Regions from separate parts of the Homo sapiens genome. Here region 1 is linked to region 2. A link is an interaction called in ENCODE POLR2A ChIA-PET data of the cell type or tissue named here. Cell type or tissue: PC-9. All regions are shown on one strand. Each heading gives the region's core, and the rest is flanking DNA. Links, peaks and the distances in the headings are about the cores only.

What was found. Peaks named below come from ENCODE experiments on the same cell type or tissue, not always from the same donor. Only the 100,000 strongest peaks of a DNase experiment are listed, where the experiment ranks them.
Region 1: POLR2A ChIA-PET joins it to region 2 with 6 read pairs; 2 of 35 experiments call an interaction of 5 or more read pairs at or near these places.

Annotation. Positions count from the first base shown.
Region 1 is chr16:15,039,250-15,049,651 of GRCh38, forward strand. NTAN1 (N-terminal asparagine amidase) reads right to left here. Exons shown (of 10, transcript NM_173474.4): 2 at 8,748-8,850; 3 at 8,606-8,671; 4 at 8,193-8,301; 5 at 5,085-5,158; 6 at 2,374-2,427; 7 at 1,819-1,872; 8 at 720-817. It also overlaps a transcript of PDXDC1 not described here. Among named protein-coding and RNA genes, the nearest start is that of NTAN1, 12 kb to the right of the region's middle. In PC-9, for the core only: no CTCF peak of the experiment used is centred there; a DNase peak (open chromatin) is centred at 4,352.
Region 2 is chr16:16,166,860-16,179,898 of GRCh38, forward strand. ABCC6 (ATP binding cassette subfamily C member 6) reads right to left here. Exons shown (of 31, transcript NM_001171.6): 18 at 11,939-12,106; 19 at 10,593-10,767; 20 at 9,052-9,127; 21 at 6,425-6,545; 22 at 2,787-2,994. Among named protein-coding and RNA genes, the nearest start is that of ABCC6, 50 kb to the right of the region's middle. In PC-9, for the core only: no CTCF peak of the experiment used is centred there; no DNase peak of the experiment used is centred there.

The DNA.
Region 1 (10,402 bases), core at 1-8,000, 1.1 Mb before region 2:
AAACTAGGCCTGTTACACTCCTTGAGAAGTCCTAAAAATGTTAAAAGGGTTGGCTCCGAATCCAAACACATTTCCCAGTGAAAACATCAGCATTTCATAAATGAGAAGATTTCTTTGGGGTGGCCTGAATGTGATTTCCGTTTTTTCACACTTTGAGCATTTTTAAAGAATTCTTTCACCCATTCCTCAAATGGCATATAAACCTTGGGTTTTCAGTTTTCTAACTTTTAAAATTACAGTGTAATTTAATTAAGCACCCTAAGGGAATCAGACTTTAAATTAATTTGATCATTATTTTGGGTTAATTAAATTGTTCCAGCAAATTGCTCTTCAGTGACCCGGTCCAAAAGAATGCATAGTCCTGAGTGCAGAGGGGAGAAACCTCTCTCCTGCGTCCCAGTTCTCCTCTCTTTGTAGAACTTTATAGAAAAGCTCTTACAAAGTAACAGAAGTTTGTTCTCTTTGAATTCGGATGCTGGGGTTCACACTTACCTCCCACACCTTTTAGGCAGAGAACTGGAGCTGATGACCTAAAGATGTTCATTACTATTTTGAGACAGCAAGTGTGGGGAGGGGTATATGTATGTGCTGGTCCCTGATAATGTACGGCTATAAAGAAGCTGACAGCATAAACTTTTCTAAGATCCCAAAAACTTAAGGCCTTGACATTTGATGCCTTTTTTTTTTTAACCCCTTAACAAAGATGATTTGAAACTCACTGGTCCTCCTGCTAAAGTTCGCGCAGCACGAAGCTGCTCCTCCGGACCCCGATCTTGAAAGGATGCTCTGTAAATCTCTGCAGTCTTAATGTTGACAGCTGTGAGGGACAACAGGATGACTCTGAATTGACAAAAGACCAAAGCGGAAAGTCTGCACAGTCTTACATTTCTACCACCACTCCTAAGAGAAAGATAGGAAAGTGAACAGAATGGCTCCTAAGTATCTGGACTTCCCCCTCCCTGGAGGGGGAAAATGCAACCTTTACCCCAAGCATCTCGGTGAAAATCGCTGAGGCTCGAGCTGGACTCGGTGAGATTTTGTTCTAAACCAAGAGCTGCTTTCCACATGGGAGGCAGCCATTCCTTCAGTCGGACATGTAGCAAAACCTCTGGTCATCCCTACTGGTGTACGGCCAGGGGTGGCTGGGTGAACTGTGATCGTTCTGTTTGAATCTTCACAATTTAGTATTTTATACATACACGAAGTTACAGAGAATAGAACAGTGAACACTGTGTACCTACCACCCAGCTAAATCAATCAAGTATCACCGCTACAGCAGAAGCCCTCGGAAATAGAGCCGATTCCATGATGCCTTTTCCGCGGGAGTCCTGGGGCTGCCAAGCAGGGAGGATGGTTCTAGGTTTTCTCTAGCCTAAGAGTTTTACACTTTGGAGGATTTCTGTTCTCAAGCAAAACCTTCCTCAGTTCCTGATGTATAAAAGGATTCCAGTGCCTGCCTTCCTCCCCCAGAGCACTGGCAGGAGAAAAGCACGCCGGGCCTGGGGTGCTGGGGGGAGAGGGAAACAAAACCAGGCACTTTCCCAGCTCCTGGGAAGGGTGGGCATGGCCTGTCCTTTCTATTTGCTACCACGTTGCTTCTTCAAAGTCTTAAGAAGTGAATGTTATCTCAGTTTTATAGGTAAAGCTTAGAGAAGTTAAGCTACTTGCCCAAGGCCTCACAGCAGATGTTCGGAGTAGCTGGGATCTGAACCCAAAGCTGTCCCATCCTGACAGCAGTGGGGTCATTGGTTTGCTGAATTAGACTTTAACTGCACATGTGACCAAGACTCCAACCCACAAAAGATGCACACTACTTACCAATGCCATATATTACTGGAAAGTGGTTTTCGTTTTCTTCCCGGTCATTTAATTCTACAAAATAAGAATGTTTAAGATACACTTTTTAAAGAAATACCAAATGATTATTTTTACTTTGTATAATAAAGGCGAAGGAGGAGCTCCTCGATGCAGAAAGGGAGGAAAATTCCAGAAAATGAAAGGGATTGTGGCCCTGTTTCCCTACCCTGTCCCAAGGCAGGGGGGTTTATACTGAACAAACTGGCAGCTGCAGAATCGGTCCCCACTCCCACCCCACCTTCTCTGTGCACCCTGTCTGCCACACGGGTGGCAGCTCCTCTGAGATCCAGTGCCCTCCTTCCTGGTAGACGAGGGGGCTGCACTGGAACTGAGGCTCGGCAGATGGTGGACGAGGGCAAGGGGAAGGGGAAGGCCATCCCACCACAGGAAGAGCCGGAACAGATGGTGGCCAAGCAGTGACAGCAGTGTGTGCCGGTGCTTGGGCCCACTGCAAGACTGGGGACAAAACGGTCCTGAGACCCACATCTTTGCTTTGGGGCAAATGGCAGGACTTACCTGTCACACATAATGTCACTAAGTGAATGTCATCTTCTTGCCTGTCAAATTCACCTATGATGAGAATTTTAAGACCAGAAGTCAGAAAAGTTCCTCTAGTTACCAGAACAAACTGCTGAGCAAGCCAACGACAGGGAGGGACGGCAGCCAACTGAGTGTGCTCCGCCCTACAGCCCGCGCCCACACTGCCACAGCCTGGCCTATGGGGCCAGACACTAGGGAGCTGACACCACAGAACCCTGACCGCCAGGAGATGGCCACATTCTCAGCCTCAGGCCCGAAGGAGCCTGGGCTGAGCCTTCCCATTTTTCTCTTCATTCTGAGAGTTTTGCGGGGACCCATGGATTTATAAGATTTTTACTTTTCTCCTAACTAAACTGTTTTCCTGATTATCAGAATTACAAAAACAAAAATCTGGCCACTGTAACAGATCTGAAAAATACAAGAGAACATAAGGAAGTCGGTTTTTAATGTCCATAATCCTAACACTGTTAATAATTAGTGTATTTTCTTCCATATTTTTCTAAGCTCAGCAGAGCTGACTATAAAGACAATTTTATATCTTTTTTTTTTTTTTTTTTGAGATGGAGTCTTGCTCTGTCACCCAGGCTGGAGTGCAGTGGAGCGATCTCTGCTCATCGCAGTCTCCACCTCCCAGGTTCAAGCGATTTTCCTGCCTCAGCCTCCCAAGTAGCTGGGATTACAGACTTGCGCCACCATGCCTGGCTAATTTTTGTATTTTCAGTAGAGACAGATGGGGTTTCACCATGTTGGCCAGGCTGGTCTCGAACTCGTGACCTAAAGTGATCCACCTGCCTCGGCTGCCCAAAGTTCTGGGATTACAGGAATGAGCCACTGCGCCCAGTCGACAATTTTATATCCTGATTTGCTTGTGCATAGGTATTTTCCCATGTAATTCTCACCCTTTCATGTGTTATTTTTTAGCGACTACATAATTATTATTCTGATGACACCAGATTTCCTGTTATAAGTAATGTTCTACCGCTCATCTTCAGGTTCAAATCTCTATGCACATTTCAGATTATTTTCTTAGCATATATTTCCACAAGGGGAATTACTGGGTCAAAGGATGAACTATTTATTTATTTATTTATTTATTTATTTATTGAGACGAAGTCTCGCTCTGTCACCCAGGCTGGAGTGCAGTGGTGTGATCTCAGCTCACTGCAACCTCCACCTCCTAGATTCAAGCGATTCTCCTGCCTCAGCCTCCTGAATAGCTGGGATTACAGGCGTGCGCCACCATGCCCAGCTAATTTTTTTTTTTTTTTTTTGAGATGGAGTTTAGCTCTTGATGCCCATGCTGGAGTGCAATGGTGTGATCTCAGCTCACCGCAACCTATACCTCCCGGGTTCAAGCGGTTCTCCTGCCTCAGCCTCCCAAGTAGCTGGGATTACAGGCATGCACCACCATGCCTGGCTAATTTTGTATTTTTAGTAGAGACGGGGTTTCTCCATGTTGGTCAGGCTGGTCTTGAACTTCTGACCTCAAGTGATCGGCCTGCCTTGAACTCCCAAAGTGCTGGGATTACAGGCATGAGCCACCGCACCCGGCCTAATTTTTGTAATTTTAGTAGAGACAGAGTTTCACCATGTTGCCCAGGCTGGTGTCGAACTCCTGACCTTAGGTGATCCACCTGCCTTGGCCTCCCAAAGTGCTGGGATTACAGGCATGAGCCACCGTGCCCGGCCGGATATGAACCTTTTTTAAGAGTTATGGCGAGACCCTGTCTCCACAAAAAATTTAAAAATCAGCTGGGCATGGTGGCATGCACCTAGTCACAGCTACTTGGGAGGCTGAGGAGGGAGGATCACTTGAGCCCAGTAGGTTGAGGCTGCAGTGAGCCATGATGGCGCCACTGCACTACAGCCTGAGTGGCAGAGTGAGGCCTTCAGTCATGATGCCAAATTGCTTCCCAGACAGGCTGTACCATCATATGAGTAAGCTTGCTTCATGGCCTGGTGGTTAGTCAACACACGACAATGTTTTCTTTCTTTCTTTTTTGAAAATATTTGCTAATTTAGGCCAGGTGTGGTGACTCACACCTGTAATCCCAGCACTTTAAGAGGCCGAGGCAGGTGCATCACCAGGTCGGGAGTTCACAACCAGCCTGGCCAACATGGTGAAACCCCATTTCTACCAAAAATACAAAAATTAGGTGGGTGTGGTGGCGCACGCCTGTGATCCCAGCTACTCAGGAGGGTGAGGCAAGAGAATTGCTTGAACCCAGGAGGCAGAGCTTGCAGTGAGCCGAGATCATGCTACTGCACTCCAACTTGGGCAACAGAGCAAGACTACATCTCAAAAAAAGAAAAAAAAAGAAAAAATTTGCTAATAGGGAAAAAATGGTATCATCAGTGTTTTAATTTTCTGCAGATTAAAATGGACATTTTTGCCAGGAGGGAGGGTGGCTCTGCTTTCACACAATTCAGAGCACTTACTATTTTGGAATGTGTTCACTGCTGTTTTAGTAGAAAATCTTGTCCCCAGCCCTGCTACCCCTCCCTACACATGAGCTCCACGCATTCAGTCTTTCTGTGAAATTCCAAGCTGGGCAGTCTGTTTCTCTGTGCTGCTCCAAGTGGGTGTGCCCTTCTTGGGTTTTGTACCAATTGGGATTTTTAACCCAAGCAAATATGGGTACATATTTATGTCCAATTTGGGGGAAAGAAAAAAAAAATGAACTTACTAAGAAGTTGATGAGTGAGTTTTTGTGACAACTGCCTGTCGTCACTGAAGCCTCCAACAAGGTGTACTTCCAGCCTGGCAAAGAGATGAGACGGGTCAGAGGCCAGAAGAAGACACCGGTGCGTGCGCTGGTCTCACTTTGAACTTTCATTCTCAGTTTCCATGAACACTTGCTCTACAGCAGAGCTGCAGGTCATCTTCGTGCCACCGCAAAAGAAAGTATCGGCAGCACACTGCCAAGGCCAGTGGCGAGCTTCTGGGGACCCTGCCCAGGGGCCCTGATGACTGAGGGGATCCGTATCTGAACACAAATGTGATGCCGCCTCCATGCACCAGTGGGGAACTTTGCTCTGGAAGAGCACAGGCACAGGACAGGTGCAGTGGCTCACATCTGTAATCCTAGCACTTTGGGAGGCTGAGGTGGGCGGATCACTTGAGGTTAGGAGTCTTGAGACCAGCCTGGCCAACATGGTAAAACCCCATCTCTACTAAAAATACAAAAATTAGGCCGGGCGCAGTGGCTCACGCCTGTAATCCCAGCACTTTGGGAGGCTGAGGCGGGCAGATTGCTTGAGCTCAGGAGTTTGCAACCAGCCTGGGCAACAAGGTAAAACTCCATCTCTACTAAAATACAAAAAAAAATTAGCTGGACATTATGGCATGTGCCTGTAGTCCCAGCTACTTGGGAGGCTAAGGCAGGAGAACTGCTTGACCCTGGGAGGCAGAGGTTGCAGTGAGTCAAGATCGTGCCACTGCACTCCAGCTTGGGCTACAGAGTAAGACTCTATCTCAAAAAAAAAAAAAAAAAGAAAAGAAATTAGCCGGGCATGGTGGCACACCTGTAATCCCAGCTACTCGGGAAGCTGAGGCAGGAGAATTGCTTGAACCTGGGAGGCAGAGGTTGCAGTGAGCTGAGATCGCGCCACTGCACTCCAGCTCTGGGCAATCGAGCAAGACTCCGTCTCAGGGGGAAAAAATAAATAAGTAAGTTGGGCGTGGTGGTGGGCGTCTGTAATCCCGGCTACTCGGGAGGCTGAGGCAGGAGAATCACTTGGACCCAGGAGGCAGAGGTTGCAGTGAGCCAAGATTGCATCACTGCATGCCAGCCTGGGTGACAGAGCCAGACTCTGTCTCAAAAAAAAAAAAAAAAGGTTTGAGGCCAGGTGTGCTGGCATATACCTCTATTCCCAGCTACGCGGGAGGCAGAGGTGGAAGGAATGCTTCAGCCCAGAAGTTTGAGACTAGCCTGGGTGACAGGGTGAAACCCCGGCTCTAAAACAAAAACAAAACAAAACAAAAAGACTGGGCAACTGCCTGCTGGAAGCCCTCCTTAGGAGTCACACTGCGCATTGCACAGTGAAGCTCTTGAGAAGTCCTGCGACTGAAAAATCCAACTAACTTTCTTGAACCCAGTGTTTCCCACACTCATCTACTAACCCCCTTTTCCACAGCCCGTCAAGTGGGCGAATTCACGCTCGGCAAAGTGTTGCCAGACTTTACGCTGCCTTCTCAGACACAAAATCTTCCTAAGGGATGAACCAGAAGCTTGGATGTACCCAACATAGGGCACAGCCTCAAGGGGCCTCATAATAAACTCCAAGTAGTAGCAGTAAGGAGAGCTGCGACCACCATGGCTTTGCCACTGGGCCACCAGGTTTGCCTCTGACTCCCTGAGCGATCACAGTTCTACAACAGATCAGGAAGAGCTGACAAGCACGTTCTGAGAACCACGGAGCAGAGTGTGTGGCAACATAATGGCATTGATTACGTCCCCCTGCGGGGGCCAAGATGATAGGAAAATGAAAATACCATTTTGGGCCTGCATGGGTCACGTGTCCATGAAGCCAGCCCAGCCTTGGCACAGACCACAGAGGGAGAATTTAGAATCGACCAGTATTGACTAGCAAATCTCTCCCAGAGAACTCTCTCTTTCCTTTTTAGACTCCTAGGATTAAGCCTTCGTATATGATGGGAGTAGTTCACTCAATGGCTGCCTTAGACTTCCAGTAAAATGAGAGCAACACCTGCCAGGTCTCCACAAAGAGCAAGGAGAGGGGACAGGTGTGTGAACAGTGGTCTTGACAGCAGGCCTGTGTCGTCGGCCTCCACCTAGCTCCTGTGTGCTCCAGCACATCGAGCCTCAGTTGCCCGTCTCTGTCAAATGGAGGCAGCGGCTACTTTACTGCAGTGAGAGAGGATGAGGTGCTGTGGGGGCACCCAGGCTAGAGGCCGCTTCTTATCCAGCAATCCTTGGGGAAACTACCAATCTGCTGGAATTTAAAACTATACCCCTCAGCTGGGAGGATCACTTGAGCCCAAGAGTTTAAGACCGGCCTGGGCAACTTGGCAAAACCCTGTCTCTACCAAAAAAAAAAAAAAAAAAAAAAAAAAAGCTAGCTGGGTATGGTGGTGTACACCTGTGGTCCCAGCTACTTGGGAGGCTGAGGTCGGAGAATCACCTGAGTCCACAAAGTCAAGGCTGCAGTAAGCTGAGATCACACAACTGTGCTCCAGACAGGGCGACACAGCAAGACCCTATCTCAACAACAAAAAGAGAACAAGAAAAAAAACTACATGCCTCGCCCCCTAGCGGTCCCCACATCTTCCTGGCCTCGTTTTCTCCACAGCCCCGCCTCACCACCCAACACCCCATCTTGTGTACAGTCTCTCGGCTTCGGAATACAAACACCTTGGGCCGGGCTTTCTGTCTACTCTTCACTGCTGTGTCCCTAGAAACTACAAGGTGTAGGTGAGAGGAAGCATTTAACAAGCAACTGCGGGAGGAATGACTGCATGGAGAGCTACCACACCCGGGGGAGAGCAAAACGATGTGAAAATCGCAACCTCGACGTTCCTGAGACGACATCAAGTTCAAAGTCAAGCCTTCCATCTCAAATCCAGCACAGACTCCTTGCCTGTGCCCAGCACCCACTCATTCACTCAACCACTGCTGACGCAGTGCCCACGTCGTGCCAGGTTCTGTTCCAGGGGAACGAGGCAGACACGGCAGTGGTGGCATCCTGTGTTCCCCTAACAGCTTCCACAGCCACGTCCTGTATGCGACGGTTCCAAGATCTCAATTCACCTATGAGAGCAGCGTAGATCTCACCTTCCACATTGAGCGTGGTCAGAAAAGGATTTTATGGAGTTCATGATCAAGGGGACCTCAGCTTTGGTGTCGGTTCCGTCACAATGTGTCAAGCAGGTGGCCCCATTACCTGAAGAACAAGGGTGAAAGGACTCAAGTTATTCCCTGATGCGAGTGCAGTGCGCAGGCCGAGACTCCGCCTGTCCCTCCGGACCGCCTCATCTTTGAATATCCTGTAGGGGAAAAACGGACAGGTCTGTGCTCCCCAGCCAACCCATTCTGACCAGGACACCAGGGAGACACCATGCAGACCAGAAAAAAGGTAAGCGGAGTCCGCTTCCAACAAGACACCAGGAAACTCAACACGAGAAATTCAATGGTCCCAAAGGTTGGGTCAGTTTAAGTAATGGTTTCCTTCACCTCTCTCATCATACCTGTGTGCCTCAGGACCACAATGTGACAAGTAGTGGCATCATCAGAACCCAGAATGGAGATGGAGCCTGTTTAAAAAAGAAATAAAATAAAATATCCAATAGCCTTTTGGGATAACGCCCAATTCACTGCTTCCTAACCTACCATCCTTTGGGGAGGTCACTGCAAGCTCTCTTTGCTGAACATACAGAAGGCCCTGGGGTCCCACTTGTTGAACAGACTGACCTCTGAGAAGTCTGGCTCTTTCCTGTTTAATTAAAAAAAAAATAAAATAGTGATGTAAATTAGTGAGGATGGAAAAACTAAAGATGTGGAGAGAGCCAAAGTGGGCTCTGCGTGGGCAGCACGCTAGTGTGTGGGGAGTGTGTTAGTGGACAGAGAGGCTCAAAGAAAAAGGCAGCAGCCACGGTCATTCAGAACAATGCAGAGAAAACGATGCGGTTCTGCGCGGTGGTTTTTTTAACCTATGAAATCGGATGTCATAGTAACCTATGAAATGAGATGCAAAAATCCTTTATTATAGTTTTTTGTTTGTTTGTTTGTTTTTTAAAGACACAGGGCCTCACTATGTTGCCCAGGCTGGTCTTGAACTCCTGGGCTCAAGCAATCTTCCTGCCTTGGCCTCCCAAAGTGCTGGGATTACAGGCATGACCCACCACACCCAGCTATCACAGTTCTTTACTAAAGAGTGTGAGACTCTTAACAATTTTACCATTGTAAAGAGAATCAGATTACACAGGAATAGTGGATGGATGGCTCTGAAATCACATCCCCTCTTTTTTATTTTTTGAGACAGTCTCTCACTCTGTCACCCAAGCTGGAGTATAGTGGTACAATTTCAACTCACTGCAGCCTCCACCTCCCAGGCTCAAGCGATCCTACCACCTTAGCCTCCCAAATAGCTGGGACTACAGGCTTGCACCACCACACCTGGCTGAGTTTTATACTTTTTGTAGCGACGGGGTCTCCCTATGCTCCCCAGGCTGGTCTCAAACTCCTGGGCTCAAGCAATCCACCCACCCTGGCCTCCTAAAGTGCTGGGAGTACAGGCACACACCACCACACCTGGCTGATTTTTATACTTTTTGTAGAGATGAGGCCTCCCTATGCTGCCCAGGCTGGTCTCAAACTCCTGGGCTCAAGCAATCCACCCACCCTGGCCTCCCAAAGTGCTGGGAGTACAGGCACACACCGCCACACCTGGCTGAGTTTTATACTTTTTGTAGCGACGGGGTCTCCCTATGCTCCCCAGGCTGGTCTCAAACTCCTGGGCTCAAGCAATCCACCCACCCTGGCCTCCCAAAGTGCTGGGAGTACAGGCACACACCGCCACACCTGGCTGATTTTTATACTTTTTGTAGAGATGGGGCCTCCCTATGCTGCCCAGGCTGGTCTCAAACTCTTGGACTCAAGTGATCCACCCACCTTGGCCTCCTACAGTGCTGGGATTACATGCATAAGCCACCATACCTGGCCTCCGCTTTTTTACCTTAGTCCCTAACCTAGTAATTTCACTTCTGGAAATCTGTCCTAAGGAAATAACTCAAAATATGTTCATCCCTGTGTTATTTCTTTTATCTTATTTTTTTTTTTTGAGACAGAGTCTCGCTCTGTTGCCCAGGCTGGAGTGCAGTGGCGTGATCTCAGTTCACTGCAATCTCCACCTCCCAGGTTCAAGCGATTCTCGTGCCTCAGCCTCCCCAGTAGCTGGGATTACAGGTGTGCGCCACCATGCCCAGCTTTTCGTATTTTTAGTAGAAACTGGGTTTCGCCATGTTGGCCACACTGGTATCAAACTC
Region 2 (13,039 bases), core at 1,820-9,819:
TGCACTCCAGCCTGGTTGACAGAGCAAGACTCCGTCTCAGAAAAAACAAACAAACAAACAAAAAAACCAAAAAAACCTCCACAAAGAGTTAACACTGCTGACACCTTGATTTTAGACTTCAGGCCTCAGAACTGCGACAGAACAAATTTCAATTGTGCTGGGCTCCCAAGTTTGTGGCAACTTGTTTGGCAGTAGCCCTGTGAGAGAAATGCACATCCTTCCTCCCAGTGCTAATCTGTATGCCTGGGGTGGGGCTAACTTCTCCTCTGGGGTGGGGCAAATTTCACCCATGGCCAATCCAAACCACTGCAGTTGGTTCAGGGATGAACACATAACCCAAGTCAGGCCAATGACAGGGAGACCTGGGACTTCACTAGAACTTTTGGAAAAGTGGTACTTGGTTGTTGGAGGTAGCCAAGCTGGAGCCGTGGAATATCATCTTACTGCCAGGGGGAGCAGCTAAGCTGGACAGGAAGCTGTCACAGAGGAGGGAAATAAAGCGATTTCTTGTTTGGACCCCTACATCCAGCCATACCTGAAGCCAGAAATCTAGGGATACTGGTCCCAAGAGCCAATCAATTCTCTTGTTGCTTAAACACTTTGAATTGGAGCTGAATTTGTTTATTTTCAGACGGAGTCCTGCTCTGTCACCCAGGCTGGAGTGCAGTGGTGCAATCTCTGCTCACTGCAAACCCCACCTCCCAGGTTCAAGCGATTCTCCTTCCTCAGCCTCCCAAGTAGCTGGGATTACAAACACTGACACCATGCCTGGCTAATTTTTGTATTTTTAGTAGAGACGGGGTTTCACCATGTTCGCCAGGCTGATCTTGAACTCCTGACCTCAAGTGATCCACCCGCCTCGGCCTCCCAAAGTGCTGGGATTACAGGCATGAGCCACCGTATCTGGCCTGGAGCTGAATTTTTTATTCTTTGTATTCGAGAGTCATAACCAATTTCTCTCTCTCAGCTCCCATCTCTCCATCTTTAGGGGAGAGTAAGACTTGCCCTTAGCTATCAAATGAGGGATGGAAGTGGAAGGATTTTGAAAGGGCTATTTGCCACCCAAATGAGGATTTGGGTTAATTCCAGGGCTCGGCTGACTCTGAGAATCCCTAATTTCCTCTTGGTTAAGTAACCATTCGCCTTGAGTATTCCACTGTACATGCAGTTGTGGTGAGTAGGTGTACAGGTTCTTAGGACTAGAAGAGTCCTCAAGTTCAGGCCTGGCGCCCCCTATTTTACAGGGGAGGTCACAGGCTCACAGCATTTTGGTGATGTGGCCAATGTCACCCAGTGAATGAGGACGAATCAACATGAAAACGAGGCAACTGTCCTTTAAAGATGAAGCCAGGCCGGGCGTGGTGGCTCATGCCTGTGATCCCAACACTTTGGGAGGTTGAGGCGGAGGATTGCCTGAGCCCAGGAGTTTGAGACCAGCCTGGGCAACACGGCGAAACCGTCTCTATCAAAAACAAAAATTAGCCAGCATGGTGGCATGTGCATGTAGTCCCAGCTACTCGGGAGGCTGAGGTGGGAGGATTGCTTGAGCCCAGGAGGCAGAGGTTGCAGTGAGCCGAGTTCGTGCCACTGCATTCCAGCCTGGGTGACAAAGCCAGACCCAGTCTATATATATGTGTGTGTGTGTATAAATAAGAAGCCAAACTCACATGTGCACTCCTGTTACTCCCTTCAGCCAGGCCACGTATTAAAAGGAGAAGAACCAGGGGTTGGGGACAGGGTGGGCGAGGCAGGAGAAGGGTGGGTGTGGTTGCAAAAGGGCAACACGAGAGCGCCTCGTGGTGAGGGGGTTGTTCAGTATCTCAACTGTCAACCATCGTGATGGATGCGAGAGACTGAACAGGGGATACGACTGCACAGAGGCAAACATGCGCACACCCACGTGCAAGCAAAACTGGGGAAATCACAATGAGATCCATAGGGCCGGGTGCGGGGGCTCACACCTGTAATCCCAACACTCTGGGAGGCCGAGGCGGGCAGATCATTTGAGGTCAGGAGTTCGAGACCAGCTTGGCCAACATGGTGAAACCCCATCTCTACTAAAAATACAAAAATTAACCAGGCTGCACACTTGTAATCCCAGCTTCCAGCTACTCAGGAAGCTGAGGTAGGAGAACTGCTTGAACCTCGGAGATGGGGGTTGCAGTGAGCCGAGACGGCAGCACTGCCCTCCAGCCCGGGCAACAGAGCAAGACTCTGTCTCAAAATAAAATAAACAAATAAATAAATAAATAAATAATTGAGATCCATGGATTGATGGGTGTCAGGATCCTTTGTGTGATACTTTACTATCAGTTTGCAAAATATCACCAATGGGAGAAACTGGGCAGACTGTTCAAGGTAGCTGGCTGCCTTATTTCCTAGAACTGCATGTGAATCTACAATTATTTCAAGAAGAAGTCTTTCCATTTTTGAGGAGGAGAAGAAGGAGTGATAGCGGTGATGCATTTGTTAGGGAGGGTCTGGCTCTGTCTGGAGGTTTGGGGGCAGGCACTGAAAGCCACCAGCAGGCAGGCCTTGCAGACGCCTTCCGCTAGTGGGGAGGGACTGGGAGAGGTTCTGAAGCTTCCAGAAAAGGAGGGATGTGCCCTGTCCTTCCCGTTCCCTCCAGCCTCATCTTAAGGACGCAGATCTTTGCCTGGACCCCAGACGTTTTGCACACTGTTCCAGGGGGACAGGGTGACCCAGGGAGGGGTGGGGTAAAGGAGTCCTGAGCACCCCTTGGTGCAGCTGGGAGGAGAGGGATGAGGAGGGCAGGTGAGGCGTACCTTGGAGACAGCCGAGGAGCCCGAAGATCCCGCCACGCAGGGCTGCCTGCGTCTGCTGCCCACCTACTGCAGGGTCGTCCGCCCACAGGCTCAGCCAGTAGCCCCGGCAGAAGGAGGCCACTTGCTGGCAGAGGAAGAGGAAGAGTGCGTAGAGGCAGAGGGGGGTGCCCACGGCACGCAGGTAGGCCAGGTGCACTGTGGCCTTCACCTGTAGCACACATGAGGGAGAGGGAGGCAGAGAGAGCCCCCAGTGGGAGGGGTGGGTTGAGGCAAGGCCAGGCGAGGCTCCCAGAAAACATGCCCATGGCAGATGGGACCACCACGCAGACCTCACTGGTTCTCCCGCTGTGCCTCCCACCAGAAGCACCATTTCCCCGACAGGCCCCAGCCAGCCTTAGAACCCCCATCTCCTATACAATCCCCAGGGAGCTAGTATTAATATTTTTTCTTTTGTTTTTTTTTTGAGGACAGGGTCTTGCTTTGTCGCCCATGTCACCCAGGCTGGAGTACACTGGCATGATCATGGCTCACTGCAGCCTTGAACTCCTAGGCTCAAGTAATCCCCCCGCCTCAGCCTCCCGAGTAGTCAGGACTATAGGTTTGTACCACCATGTTTTGTTAATTTTCATAGTTTTAAAGAGATGGAATCTCGCTGTGTTGCCCAGGCTAGTCTCAGACTCCTGGCCTCAAGTGATCCTCCCTCCTCGGCCTTCCAAAGTGCTTGGATTACAGGTGTGAGCCACCACACCCAGCTAGAAGGGTTTTCTTGAACACCCACCATAGGTCAGGCATGTGTCTCTCCTTATAACAACCTCCATTTCACAGATAAGGAAACTGAGGCACAGAGAGGTTCAGCCACTGGCTTAAGGTCCTGCTCCTACAAATCTGAAGTTCTCTGCACAGCTGCAGCCAGACGGGACTGTTGAAAACATTAATCTAATTATATCTTGTCGTTGGCCTGTCCATGGCTATCTCTTGCTCTTAGAAGAAATCCCAGCCAGGAGGGGTGGCTCATACCTGTAAGCACTTTGGGAGGCCAAGGCGGGTGTGTCACCTGAGCTCAGGAGTTTGAGACCAGCCTGGACCAACGTAGTGAAACCCCGTCTCTACTAAAAATACAAAAATTAGCCACGTGTGGTGGCAGGCACCTGTAGTCCCAGCTACTCGAGAGGCTAAGGCAAGAGAATCGTTTGAAGCCAGGAGGTGGAGGTTGCAGTGAGCTGAGATTGCACCATTACACTCTTCTCTGGGCGACAAGAGTGAAACTCTGTCTCAAAAAAAAAAAAAAAAAAAAAAGAAAGAAAGAAAGAAAGAAAGAAAGAAAGAAATTCCAAGCTTCTTATCTCGCCCCCACTCACTGCCTGCCAGCCTCATGGGACCCCTTTCTCTGGCACCCTAAGCTACTTCCCACCTCGGAGCCATTGCACCTGCTGCTCTCTCTGCCTGGAGCGCTCTTTCTCCTGCCCTTTGTATGACTGGTTCCTTCACACATTCTTTGGGGAAGCTCAAATGTCACTTCTCAGAGCATCCTGTCCATACCAACCATGGTAGGGTTTCTCAGTGGTCTCTATTTCATCATTCTTTCTTTTAAGAGGCAGGGTCTCACTCTGTCACCCAGGCTGGATTGCAGTGACATGATCATAGCTCACTGCAGCCTCGAACTCCTGGCCTCAAGCAATCCTCCTGCCTCAGCCTCTGAAAGTGTTGGGATTACAGGCATGAGCCACTGCGCCTGATCATTCTTATTTTCTTTATAGCACTTATTGTTATTGGACATAGCTTACTTATTAGCATAATTATTTACTCTCCGTCTATCCTCACTAGTGTCTAATCTCTACCAGACTTAGCCTGGCACATAGTGGGTATTGTGTACATGTTTGCTGGATGGATGAGAGGGTAGGTGGGTGAATAAATGAGCGGGTGGGTAGGTAGGTAGGTGTGTGAATGAGTGGATGAATGGATGGAAAGATCAATGAATGGATGAACAGCTGAACAGACAGATGCATAGGTGAGGGAATGGTTGGATGTATTGTTAGGTGGGATAGATGGATGGGTAAGCGAATGGGATGGATAAATGAGTAGGTGGGTGAGTGGATGGGTTGGACAGATAAATGAGTGGGTGGGATAGATGGATAAATGAGTGGATGGGATGGACAGATAAATGAGTGGGTGGGATGGATGGATAAATGAGTGGGTGGGATGGATAAATGAGTTGGTGGGAGGGATGGATAAATGAGTAGGTGGGATGGATGGATAAATGAATGGGTGGGTGGGTGGGTGGATAAATGGGTGGGTGGGATGGATAAATGAGTGGTTGGGTGGGTGGGATGGATAAATAAGTGGATGGGATGGATAAATGGGAGGGTGGGATGGATAAATGAGTAGGTGGGATGCATAAATGAGTGGGATGGATAAATGAGTGGGTGGGATGGATAAATGAGTGGGTGGGATGGCTAAATGAGTGGGTGGGATGGATAAATGAATGGATGGGATGCATAAATGAGTGAGTGGGATGGATAAATGGGTGGGTGGGATGGATAAATGAGTGGGTGGGATGCATAAATGAGTGAGTGGGATGGATAAATGGGTGGGTGGGATGGATAAATGGGTGGGTGGGATGGATAAATGAGTGGGTGGGATGCATAAATGAGTGAGTGGGATGGATAAATGGGTATGAGTGGGTGGGATGGCTAAATGGGTGGGTGGGATGGCTAAATGAGTGGGTGGGATGGCTAAATGAGTGGGTGGGATGGCTAAATGAGTGGGTGGGATGGCTAAATGAGTGGGTGGGATGGATAAATGAGGGGGTGGGATGGATGGATAAATGAGTGGGTGGGATGGATAAATGGGTGGGTGGGATGGATAAATCAGTGGGTAGGTGAATGGATGGGATGGATAAATGAGTGGGTGGGATGGATAGGTGGGTGGGTGGATGAGCATCTAGGTGGATGATGGAATGGGTAAGTAGGTGGGTGGAGATACATAGCAGTATAGAAGATGAGAAACAGTGTAAGCTTCAGACTCAGATTGGCCTAGATTTGAGTCCCAGGTTGTGTCCCAGGCTAGATATGAAAACACAAACAAGTCTCTTAACTGTTTAAGACTTCAGTTTCTTGGCTGGGCACAGTGGCTCACACCTGTAACCCCAGCACTTTGGGAGGCAGAGGCCAGAGGATCACTTGAGCCCAGGAGTTCCAGACCAACCTGGGCAACATGGCAAAACCCATCTCTACTGAAAATACAAACATTAGCTGGGCATGGTGGCACACGCCTGTAGTCCCAGCTACTTGAGAGACTGAGGTAGGAGGATTGCTTTAGCCCAGGAGGTCGAGGCTGCAGTGAGCTATGATTACATCACTGCGGTCCAGCCTGGGTGAGTGAGCGAGCCACTTTCTCAAAATCAAAATAAAATAAATTTTAAAAGAATTCAGTTTCTTTATGTCTGAAATAGACCTATCATATCTATTTTTTAGGGTGGTTGTGAGGATTAAGAAAATGAACATCTAGAATGCTACTGGCACATAGTAGGTGCTCAAGAAAGGTGAGTATCACTGCCAAGTGCTACATTTGGTGGGAAGACTTGGGCCCCTGGAGGTGGCAGCAGTGGGTGGGGAGGGGTGGGTGAAGCTGGTGGTTACCCTGCCGTATTGGATGCTGTCCTTTCCTGCTGGCCATCCTGCCCTGTCAGGGTCATCCAGAGGAACCTCTGTCTGGGCTTCTGAAGTGGTACGGTCCTTCTCAGGGACTGACTTGATGGACCTGTCATTTAGAGGAAATGAAGACAAAGTCAGTATCTCTCCCAATGGTGGGGTGTATGTGCCTAACCCTCAGGCCCACTGACAGCCACTGAGCTCTGGGTACACTCTGTACTCTTTCATTCATTCATTTATCTAACAGAATACTGACCAGATATCACACTTCCCTTCTTCCCATATGGTACCCAGCTAAATGCCATCTATTACCCCAGGGTCAAGCAAGCCCATTCTTCTGATGCCAATTCACAGGATGAACTTAACTTGCCCACCATTGGAACTCTGTTCTCAGAATTTTCTTTTTTTTTTTTTTTTGAGATGGGGTCTTGCTGCATTGCCCAGGTTGGTCTCAAACTCCTGAGCTCAAGCAATCCACCTGCCTCAGCCTCCCAAAGTGCTGGGATTACAGGCATGAGCCACCATGCCCAGCCTGTTCTCAGAATTTTTATTTTGGCTTAAGCTTTCGTGCAATTGTTTTGTTCCTACTGTATACCATCAGATTTGTCAGTCCAACTGGCAGAATATAAATTATGCACAATTCAGATGCTAAAGACTCTTTGAATGTTTTATCTGTGGATGAGTGGGCTGACTTAACCTCTGTGCCTCAGTTTCCTCAGCTGTAAAAATAGGAATATTATCTATCTATCCATCCATCCATTTATCCATTCATCTACATACCTGTATATCTACATATACATGTCTACCTACCTTCTATTAAATTGAGGTTAGCCCAAAGCTGCCTCCTTACATATTTTAAGTTTGGCCTAAAGGTTTTCCCCGTACATAGTGAACTGTAACCTAATTGGACTCAAACAGACTGCAACCTACTCCTGTGTCAATCACTGAGTTTCAGCCAATCAAAGGCAACCAACCGTTCAAACCATGTTCCAATAAAGCAAACGCTGAGCTGTAACCAATCCGGCTGTTTCTGTACCTCACTTCTGTTTTCTGTCCTTCACCTTCCTTTTTCTGTCTATTAATCTTTGACCCCGTGGCTGTACCAGAGCCTCTCTGGACGTATTCTGGTTCAGGGACTGCCCGATGTGCGGATCATTCTTTGCTTAGTTAACCTCTGTTAGCCAGGTGCAGTGGCTCACGCGTGTAATCCCAGCACTTTGGGAGGCTGAGGCAGGTGGAACACCTGAAGTCAGGAGTTTGAGACCATCCTGGACAACATGGCAAAACCCTGTCTCTACTAAAAATACAAAAATTAGCCGGGCCTGGTCACATGTGCCTGTAGTCCCAGCTACTCAAGAGACTGAGGCATGAGAATCGCTTGAACCTGGGAGACGGGGATTGCAGTGAGCCGAGATTGTGCCATTGCACTCCAGCCTGGGCGACAGAGCAAGATTCTGTCTCAAAACCCCCCCCCGCAAAAAACAAAAAACCTCAGACACATTAAATTTGCTAGAGGTTAATTTGGCACAATCTCGGCTCACTGCAACCTCCGCCTCCGAGGTTCAAGTGATTCTCGTGCCTCAGCCTCCCGAGTAGCTGGGACTACAGGCACATGCCACCACGCCGGCTTTTTTTTTTTAATTTACTTATTTTTTATTTTTAGTAGAGACGGGTTCACCATGTTGGCCAGGCTGGTCTCGAACTCCTGACCTCTAGCTAGTGATCCACCCGCTTCAGTTTCCCAAAGTGCTGGGATTACAGGTGTGAGCCACCATGCCCAGCCTTAATGTGTCTACTGGTTTTCTTTTAACATGACTACCTATCCATCTGATCTTACTTCAGATTCTTGTGCGCTGTGAAGGTGGTGGGATTTCTCAGTGTGTGTGTGATTGAGAAGTGCCCTCAGGGTGGCTAGCTGGGATGGGGGTCAGCCCCAATGGTCCCTGGGGACTGAGGCCCCTCAAGATCGCTGCCGCCCACCACCCCTGTATAGCAGGCACTTAAGCTCAGGCCATCTGGTATCAGTGGCCTGTTGTTCTGCTTCCCAAGACCCCTCTCATTAAGAGGGGAGAGTATCAGGCAGCAGGTCCTTCTGCTGCCGACAGCTCCACAGTGAGCCCAGCTGTGTCCTGGCTGGAGGGAGCTGAGAAAAGAGGGGACCGGAGGCCTCCTCCTGGCCCCTTGCCCACGTGTTCTGGCCAGCGTCAAGTGATGCTGTGCATACAGACCCAAGCCCTGTGCATAGCCAGCCTGTCAAAGCATAAGTGGCCAGGCCTGGCATGGTGGTTTACAGCTATGGGGAGGAACCAGTCCTGCCCTACTGCAGCATTCAGACAACTCCAGCAAGCTGGCCTCGGCCCACTTGAAGACATCCATCAATTGGAAGGCATATTGTTCATTCCATGAACTGGCCTTATAGGGGCCTAATCATCTTGGCTAACTGGACCAATTTTGGTAAATTATCCCTCAGCAGGGCACCATGGGGGGGACTTCAGCAGGTTCTCTATCCATAATGGTTTTGGTTGCCCGCCTAACTGCCCGAGATGCGGGTGGTCCCTTCAGCTACTTCAGCTTCAGCCTGTGCCCTTCTGAGTGTGGCACCATGGTGGACTCACCTCTCGCGTCTAAGCTCGGGCCTCCTGCCTGCAGAGGTGCCTCTGGGGTCCTTGGTGCTGGTCCCAGGTTCTGTTTCTGCAAGGTCAAGAGAGTCCTGTCACGCAACACGGCCCAGATACCCACTTTGACACCCACTGACTATGTGGCCTTAACCGCTCTGACCATCCATTTCCCCTGATCTGGCTCCTGCCACGTCTCCAGCAACCTCTCTCAACACCCCACTCTGAGTTCTTCCAGGAACATCCTTCAGGCATTCACTCACTCATTCATTTCTTCAATCAGTGATAACTGAGCACCTACTATGAACTTGAGGTTGGAAAAACAGCATTTAACACTGTACAAAGTCAAGTTACCTCTGTTTCCCCCAACAGCCTTGCTCAAGCAGTTCCTTGTGTCTGGAATGCTTTTTTCTGGCTAACTCTCACCTACCCTCAGGTACCATCTCCCCTAGGAAGGACACCTCCCCACCACTATCCCCCAGGTGTGGCCAGTAACTGAAAGCAAATCTGTAGTAGTTTAACCACAGACCTGTAAGCAACAAGTAACTGCTACTGTAAGCTGCTAGGATTTGGGGGGCTATTTGTTACACAGCATCATCACAGCAAAAGCTGACCAACACAAACAGGCAAGTTCTATCTTCAAGCTTCAGGACTGTGACATTGTGAATCAACACTTAAGGTTTTAACCAGGTTGGGCCAGTGCTAAGCAGATGTTCTCAGAAGAAGCAAAGCCTGAGATTGAGGGAGACCTGGATGTGAATCCTTGCTTTGTCATGAAGGGATAGTGTAGAGGGTAGCAATTAAAAAACACATTCTCTGGAATCAAGTTGCTTGGGTTCAAATCCCAGTGCTGCCACTTACAAGCCATGTAACCTGGGACTAGTTCCTTAACTTCTGGGCCTCAGTTTCCTCATCTGTGAAATGGAAATGATTCTAGTACCAGCCTCACAGGGGCATTATGTTGATTAAATGAGCTAACCTCTGTGATGTGCTGTTAGTTGCTACTTTTCAGTCATTGTGAGTGAGCTTGGCTTGGCAACTTTACTTCCAGAACCTTGCCATGTATCCAGCACACTGTTTTTCTGGATTATTAGAAACCCTAGCTAGCATGGTGTAGCTTGCTAGGCATCAAAGTCCTTCTTGGGCTGTCTCCATAGCAACTGCAAGCATAGACTCTGGAGCTGGACATACTCAAGTTCTAATCTTGTGACCTTGGGCAAGTGATTTAACTCTCTTTGCCTCAGTTTGCTCATCTGTAAAATGACAGCAATAACTTCACATGCCTCTGGGGCATGTGTGAGAATCAAATGAAATAGTGTATTTTTTACAGAAGCACTTAGCACAACCCCTGGCTCATGGATGATGTTATCGGCTATTCTTGGAGAAAGGTGACCTATTAAGAGAGCTGTCTGCTTCCAGGCCTAGGCCTGCAGACAGGGTGTGGCCAGAGCACTCCATTCATGCCAGTAGGACCCTTCGAGCCTTTTCCCCCAAGGGTGGCAGGAGCCAGGCCTGGAGAATCAGCAAAGCCCACCTAGTACCTCCTTCTCCTCTATCTCCTGGCTGTCTGGCTTGATCCAGAAGACACATGAGGGCCCCCTTCCTCTGCAGAAGCTCCTGGTAGGAACCCATCTCTGCGATGGCCCCATTTGCCAGCACTATGATCCAATCAGCCTGGGGCAGGATGTGGAGTGCGTGCGTCACGAGAATCCGTGTCTGGGCAGGGAAGGGGTAGAAGTTACACACATGTGGCCGGGTGCAGTGGCTCATGCCTGTAATCCCAACACTTTGGGAAGCCAAAGCATGTGGATCACTTGAGGCCAGAAGTTCGAGACCAGCCTGGCTGACACGGCTAAGCCCCATCTCTACTAAAAATACAAAAATTAGCTAGGTGAGGTGGCGCACACCTGTAGTCTCAGCTACTTTGGAGGCTAAGGCAAGAGAATCACTTAAACCTGGGAGGTGGAGCTTGCAGTGAGGCGAGATTGGACCACAGCACTCCATCCTGGGTGACAGAGCAAGACTCTGTCAAGAAAGGAAAGAAAGAAAGAGAAGAAAAGAAAGAAGAAAAGAAAAGAAACAAAGGAAGGAAGGAAAGAGAGAGAGAGAGAAAGAAAGAAAAAAAAAATGTACGGCCGAGCGCAGTGGCTCATGCCTGTAATCCCAGCACTTTGGGAGGCCGAGGCAGATGGATCACCTGAGGTCAGGAGTTCGAGACCAGCCTGGCCAACATGGTGAAACCCTTTCTCTACTAAAAATACAAAAAATTAGCTGGGCGTGGTGGCGGGCACCTGTAGTCCCAGCTACTCGGGAGGCTGAGGCAGGAGAATGGCGTGAACCCGGGAGCCGGAGCTTCCAGTGAGCGGAGATCGCACCACTGCCCTCCAGACTGAAAGACAGAGCGAGACTCCATCTCAAAAAAAAAAGAAAAAGAAAAAAGTTACACACATGTGCTTGGCCAGCCTCCTGAGCTGGGGGTTGGGGTGGGGGTATTGTCCCTGGACTCAGAGTGGGGACAGCTCCCCTTCTTGTGCTCCTGCCGCCTTTCTTGTAAACAGCATATCCAAATAGAGAAACAGAGGGGACTCCCTTAGCCTGTGTCTCAAAACAAGAAGACAAGGAGTACATCTGACCCTGGCCAATCATCCAAGGCAAAGCTGTAGTAGTTAAATCACAGATCCATAAGGAAGAAACACCTGCTGTTGTAAGCTGCTGGGATCTGGGGGTTGTTTGTTACATAGCATTGTCACAGCAAAAGCTGACCAATACAAAGAGGAAATTGGACTCAAGTGGAAGGGGGAGGTGAGATAAACTTGGGTTAGGACTGGATGCTAAGTGCTTCCTCTGCCTTTGCCCTGTACTGTCTGACACATGTTCCCAAACTTACTGTTCCCTGGAGTAGTCCACCAGGCCCAATGACCTGGTTGAAGACATGCTGGCCAACGTGGGCATCCAGGGCCGCCAGGGGGTCATCCAGCAGGTACACAGCTGCCTTTCTGTATACAGCCCGGGCCAGGCTCAGCCGCTGCTTCTGGCCTCCGGAGAGATTCATGCCCTGTGGCCACAAAAGGAACAGTGGCCTGAGTCAGCATCTACAGGGTGAAACTGGGGTGCCCAGGCTGTGGCAGGTCAGGGCACACCTGCCCATCAGGGTGAGGTACAGCTCAACATGCCTATTCCCTGGGGACAGGCCCAGCTTCCAAGGCACTCGCTCTCAAGCCAACAATGCCTCCATCCTTACCCGACCTCACTTCTCCACTTCCCAAGCACGCTTCCTGGAGGAGTTACCTACACTTCCCAATCCACTCTGTCTCCTCCTGCTCACTCTCTCTATCTCTTTGAGTCCAACTCTTGTTTCCCTTTCTCCACTGAGACCACCATCCATTTCCCTATTCCCTCATCCAGTGGCAGCTTTTCAGTCCTACTTTTGTATTTTAAATTTTAATTGTTTTCTTTTAGTTTTCATTGATATGTAATAGTTGTAACTATTCGAGGGGCACAAGTGGTATTTGGATACCTGTAGGGCAGTGGTCCCCAGCCTTTTTGGCACCAGGGACCAGTTTTGTAGAAGACGATTTTTCCATGGACCTGGGGGCAGGGGGATGGCCCGGGGGATGGTTTCAGGACGATTCAAGCACATTACGTTGATTGTGCACTTCTATTATTATTATTACTGCTGTTGTCGTTGTTATTATTGAGATGGAGTTTTGCTCTTGTCACCCAGGCTGGGAGTGCAATGGCATGATCTTGACTCACTGCAACCTCTGCCTCCTGGGTTCAAGCAATTCTCCTGCCTCAGCCTCCTGAGTAGCTGGAATTACAGGCACCCACTACCACGCCTGGCTAGTTTCTGTATTTTTAGTAGAGATGGGGTTTCACCATGGTGGCCAGGCTGGTCTCGAACTCCTGCCCTCAGGTGATCCGCCCACCTTGGCCTCCCAAAGTGCTGGGATTACAGGCGTGAGCCACTGCGCCCGGCCTACTTGTA